2 separate regions of the Homo sapiens genome follow, and region 1 is linked to region 2. A link is a contact called in ENCODE Hi-C or POLR2A ChIA-PET data. All regions are on one chromosome and are shown on one strand. Each heading gives the region's core, a stretch centred on a gene start or an enhancer-like site at or near the end of the contact. The rest is flanking DNA. Distances are from core to core; before and after follow the strand shown. Region 1 overlaps RPTOR (regulatory associated protein of MTOR complex 1). Region 2 overlaps RPTOR (regulatory associated protein of MTOR complex 1).

Evidence for each region. Hi-C counts contacts between places; a loop is a spot of excess contacts on that map. ChIA-PET counts read pairs that join two places held with the same protein, here RNA polymerase II (POLR2A). Pooled maps may share reads with other maps.
Region 1: a pooled map shows a loop between it and region 2 (4-fold over the local background). The contact joins two enhancer-like sites. A Hi-C loop is called at or near these places in 6 of 50 pooled maps. POLR2A ChIA-PET finds 5 or more read pairs at or near these places in 2 of 52 experiments (Panc1 and activated naive CD8-positive, alpha-beta T cell).

What each region holds. Positions count from the first base shown.
Region 1 is chr17:80,937,381-80,940,080 of GRCh38, reverse strand. All of the region lies in intron 24 of RPTOR (regulatory associated protein of MTOR complex 1), which reads right to left. Among named protein-coding and RNA genes, the nearest start is that of CHMP6, 53 kb to the left of the region's middle. Within about 2 kb of position 1,345, at least 2 of the 41 ENCODE cell types and tissues checked have a DNase peak (open chromatin) inside an H3K27ac peak, as active enhancers do.
Region 2 is chr17:80,790,826-80,793,525 of GRCh38, reverse strand. RPTOR (regulatory associated protein of MTOR complex 1) reads right to left here. Exons shown (of 34, transcript NM_020761.3): 7 at 2,017-2,076. Among named protein-coding and RNA genes, the nearest start is that of CHMP6, 200 kb to the left of the region's middle. Within about 2 kb of position 1,410, at least 22 of the 41 ENCODE cell types and tissues checked have a DNase peak (open chromatin) inside an H3K27ac peak, as active enhancers do.

The sequences.
Region 1 (2,700 bases), core at 96-2,595, 150 kb before region 2:
GCTTTGGGCTTCTCGTCTGGCCAGTGCACCAGAGGCACGGGCTGTTGTGGGTCCTGTGTCTGCTACAAAACACATCGCTGGTCCCTCCCCGGAGCTGGGAGAGGCGCTCTCCACGCCTGTGTTCACTAGTGTGGGGGCTCTGAGACCCTTGAGTGAGTGGCCTGTGAGGCTGACAGGTGTATGATGGGGACCAGGGCCTTGGGAAACGCCTCCCCAGGGAATGGGGGGCACTGAGGTCAGCACTGAGCAGCAGGGCAGGGGGGCACCGAATGCCGCTTCAAACACTGAAAACACAATCAGGAGGCAGGTGCGCTTGAGGAGACACTGCCTTTATTCTCTCTCTAATGCCAAAGGGAACCAGGCAGCTGGCTGGAAGATGAGGGAGCTTACGAGACAGAAGGAAGACAGCCTCATGAGAGGCCAGGCCGGGCCCCGAGAGAGTGTGGGACCTTCCTGGGCAGCAGAGGGGGTGCCACTGGGCTCCTGATGGTGGAAGAGCTAGGAGGGTGCTGAGCTGCAAGCCTGGCTGGGGTTAAACTAACTCGTGAGAACTTCAGTGCCTTCCCTAATGAGACAGCTTCAGAAAGACCAAGTTTATTTTCACTTGAAATATGCAGACGCTAGACATGCTGCTGCCCTCTCTTCCCTGAGCAAAGGTCTTCATTCACTTCAGGGCCTTTGCGTGCATGCGTGTGTGTGCGTGTGTGCGAGTGCGTGCATGTGTCTGTGTGTGTGCACGCACATGTGGGTTGGGGTGTGCACGTTCAGCGTCTAGGAGAGGTCCACACTTGGCAAATACTAACTAGGATTTAATTGACTTTCCGCGGGAGGATGGCCACTTGTCTGGGTTACGCAGATGCATTTCCTTAAGCATACATGCCGTCCAGTCAATCTGGCTAATTCTGTTCCTTGCTAAGAAACTAAGACTTGTGAAGACCCAAAATATAAAATAAATGAAATAAACAAGGTAAGAACCCTAATTCCTTTTGGCTAAAAGCAACTCTGTCTCGACAAAGGAAAAAGAGAGCCTGCATTAGTTATTAAAAAGTCGCTTTCTCTGATAGAAGAAATGGGAATAAAGACTATGGCGCATGGCCGTGTTTGCGTCCTTGCACGTAAATGTGGCGGAGAAAGAAAACGGTTTCTCCGTGTGGAGTTTTAGGCGGTCGTTGTAGGTGGTTATCATGTGCAAATGCTTACAGAGCATTCTTTGTGTCTCTTCCTCGAATGCTTTGTGTCAGCTCTGATTACAAAACAGAAACAGGCAAGCCCCAAACCTCATGTCTGACCCCGTGCTCATGGGTGGCTGTGGCTCAGTTCCTAGCATTTGATTGCTCTGCTTCCTTCTTTTTCTTCTTAAAAGTCACAAAACCACACTCGATAAAACAGCAACAACACAGCAAAAAAGACATCCAAACCCGGAAACAGTAACCACAAAAGGTGTCAAATGGCTCCCTCCGCACATTTTCTGATTTAGAAATAATCCCGCAACGGCAAATGGGATAGACTGTGGATTCTTAGCAACCAGTTTCACTTGACGACAATCCTGAGCTTATTAGAAAAGAAATGACAAATGGTAAATAACATAGAACAGTAATAAGAAAAAACCCGCGGTGGAAAGACTCAAAGCTGTGCAGGAACAGAGACATTGCACTTTAATGAGACTCGGGCTTCTCTGGGAATAAATTAGAGGAAGAGTCTAGAAGGAACTTTCGAGTGGGAAGGGAGAGGAACTGATGGGAATTCCAGCTCCTTGGCCCGGCACTCTATGGTCCTGGGCCTGAGCTCAGGCAAAGAATCCAGACGTGGGGGGTAGAAATGGGGCGGCTTCAGAGCCTCAGCTCCAAAGACAACAAAGACGACTGCAAGGTTGAGAGGGGGCCCATGCCAGAACAGGGAGGGGCACAGGACGCCCGGAGACAGGAGCTGAGGGGTTTCAGGGGGCCCCACACTTGTCCTGTTGCCACGGCACTGCAAGGGCCCTCTCCCGGCCCAGGGGCTTCTGCCTGTAGGGGTAGGGGCCGCCACTTCCCTAATCTGAGCTCTAGGAGAGAGCCCACAGCCTTCCTTTACAGCCCTTGCTGGGCTGGGAAGAGACTTTCTGAACGGGACGCGGTTCCGGAACCACCCCAAGTGTCTGTGTCAGGACAACCAGCTATGACCACGAGGGTCACAGGACAAGCATGGGCAGAAGTGGAGGTGCGGCGTGAGGCAGGAGGGAGAGCGGTGGATGGAGAGGCCAGGGGAAGGCAGAGATGCCGTGGAAGATGCGGGCACCCACCCTGGGAAACTAGGATGTGACCGCCGCTCAGCACGGAGGCAGCAAATGACACCGCAGCTCTTCATCATCGGCTCTGTCGCCTCCTCTCCACCTGTTTCTCTTCAGGCTGAATAAAGGCTTTTCAGTAAAAAAGGGCCCAGGCCCAGTGCAGGCTGAGCCTCCCTGTAAACAGAGCTCCTGGAGGCTGTGGGTGCCGCTGATCCTGTTACATGATGAGGATCTTGACACTCCTGTACCTCTTGGCTTCCACTCAGACAGAAACCAATTACGATTCTGAAGCCTCCCACAGAGGCTTCAGCTGAAAGCCAATGAAACACAACTCCTTTCCTGTTGCAAAGAAAAACCTGGGGCTCAGGAATAAAGGGAGATTAGAGGTTCCCCAGAAGACTTACGGGAAAGCAGCAGTTTGGGGCAGTTTT
Region 2 (2,700 bases), core at 161-2,660:
AGGCGGAGGAGAAAGGATACTGCGGCCCTCCCACCTCCAGAGGAAACCATGGAAATAGCCACAGGGAGGCACGACAAACAGAAAACACCAAGACAGTTTTCACCCAAGAGCTGCCTGAATAAGCCAACCCAGCAAGGATAAAATATAACTGCTGAAATATTAATGGATATGGTTTATTTAAGAAATTAGATATATAATATATATACACAGGTTAAGTGTCCCTTTATCTGAAATGCTTGGAACCGGAAGCGTTTCGGATTTCGAATTTGTTCAGATTTTGGAATATCTGCATTATACTTACCAGTTAAGTTTTTTGGATTTATCACTAATCCGAAAACATGAAGTCCAAAATGCTCCAAAGAGCATTGTTTCTGAGTAGCACATCAGTGCTCAAAAAGTTTCCGATTTTGGCCTGGCACGGCCAGAATCACTCACGCCTGTAATCCCGGCGCTTTGAGAAGCGGAGGTGGGAGGATCGCTTGAGGCCAGGCGTTCAAGACCAGCCTGGCCAATACAGCAAGATGCCCTATTTTTTTTTAATTCATTAAAAATTTTTTTACAGTTTGATGCATTCCTGATTTTGGATTTTTAGATTTGGGATACGCATCCGGTGTGTGTGTGGGGAGGGCGCAGGGGTGGCGGGGGCAATATATACGTTACAGGTAATAGAGAGCTCTAAAACTCAGAAAACAGAGGGGGAAATAAAAGCCCCAAAGAAAGCGCACAGCAATACCAGTAAACAGATCTCAAGAACAGCTTCGCAAAACTGCAGTCTCGTCAGGGAACCAAACCAACCAGAAGGGGAGGGGAGCACAGATCATCTAGTCCCATTTTTTTTTTAAAGTTATTTTCCACGTGATGCTTCTGAGAGCCTCCACTATCTGTTTAGCCTTTGGAAACAGTCTTCTAAGTCACAGCTTGCACTGTTTGGAAAGCCTCTGGGCACTGAGCTCTGTTAGGTACCCATGCTGAGGACTGCTCACTTAGCACATCTGGTAGACCACTCCACATCAGGACCAGTGTCGCTTCCCCGGCCTTCCTGTTGGCCACACAGCCACCTTCCACGGTGGGAGTGAACCACGACGGAGCTCACCGTGCCCTCATGAACGTTTACACATAATATTCTTGCATTTTTCCCCTGATACACAAGGCAAGCACGTTTTTACAAGAGAAACTTGGAAGTGGGGTTGCTTTTCCTGCCTAATTTAGTAAATTCAGGCCCTAATATTAAGATATAACTTTGTATATTAAGATGTAGAAAACAATTATCTTGCATGTTAATTCTAGAAGAAATGGGGTTCTGAGCCAAAGGGTTTAAAATAACTCCAAAGTTCTTCCATACTGCCTGGATGACTCAGGATGAGTCACGATGAATCCGGTGCACAAACAAACAGAACAAGGCAGTGCAGGCCACGCTCCGGGTCCTGAAACACCACTTCAGATCCAAAAAGATCACGCGAGGGACAGACGGGTTGGCCAATGGGACTGGAAGGATTATGGGAGGCAAGTGCCATTGACTCTTCATAGGCCTGACTAAATCCCGTCACTTCATCGCTCAGGTTCTGAAATCAGTTTGCCCTGAGATAGTAAAATGGAAACTGGATGGCGACAGGGGGGGAGGGGATGGAAAGTTACAGAATATTAAAGGGACAGTTTCAGAAAATAAGGTAAGAGCTAGCTATGATCTAGCTATCATTTCAGTGGCAGCAGAAATGATTTGTATGCGAAGTGGTATGTTCTTGCTTTGGCTTAAAGTCTGGAGACTTTTTAAATGTTCAAAGGAATTCAGCTTTTTATTATTTTTCTTTTCATATGGCCCATGTTTGGTTATCTCCTGCACTAAGCCCCAGTGTGACAATCACAAACACAGCCTTAATCAGAGAACAAAAGAACACAGCCACATGAAAGGGAACATGCCATGTTGATAGAAAGTACTTCTGAGAAGCAAGAGCCTTCAAAAAGGAAAAGAAACTCATCAGATCCAGAGAGCCACAAGAGCTTAAAAATCCTACTTACTTTTCTATCAAATCCAGTGTGACGCCAGGCACCAGACTGACACATTTCTGCATGCAAAACCTGCAGAGAAAGAAAAGAATGTGAACGGCATGAATGGAACAGTCACCCAGGAAATTCAACAGGCCTGCAGAAAAAGGGAAGAGTTAAAGGTGGGGACAGGGACTACCACGGTGAACAAGTACACTCAGATTTCCTTAATTCGGCAGCTTTTAGATTTGTAAAGAAAATCTCATTGCCATTCTGTCAAGGCGTGAGACTACAGAGCTGCCACAGTGAGTTGTCAGGAGAAAGGAGAGAAGCCGTTTGCAGCCACATGAAGCCCGGTCCCTGGAGAGGAGCGCCGAGATGCTTAATAAAGCTCAGTCTCCAAACGAGATGCTGGAGTGGACTGGACCTGCCACTTCTTTCCTTCTTAAGGAAGTGAGCTGGGGAGACTGCTGGAGTAGAATAAATGAGTAGCCTCAAGACACACAAAAGAAATGCAAATTCAATTATATCATGTTCATAATCATAAAATCCTACAGGTCAGAGCTGGGTTCATGTCTGACGCAGGTCCATCCTTAGGAGCGCGTGTGGAGCCGGACAGGCTTTCTCTAACGTGGCGCCAACAGGAGGTAGGAAAGCATCTCTCCTCCCATCCGGGCTACTGGCATACAGTGGGCAGAATCGAGGCAGCAGAGTAAA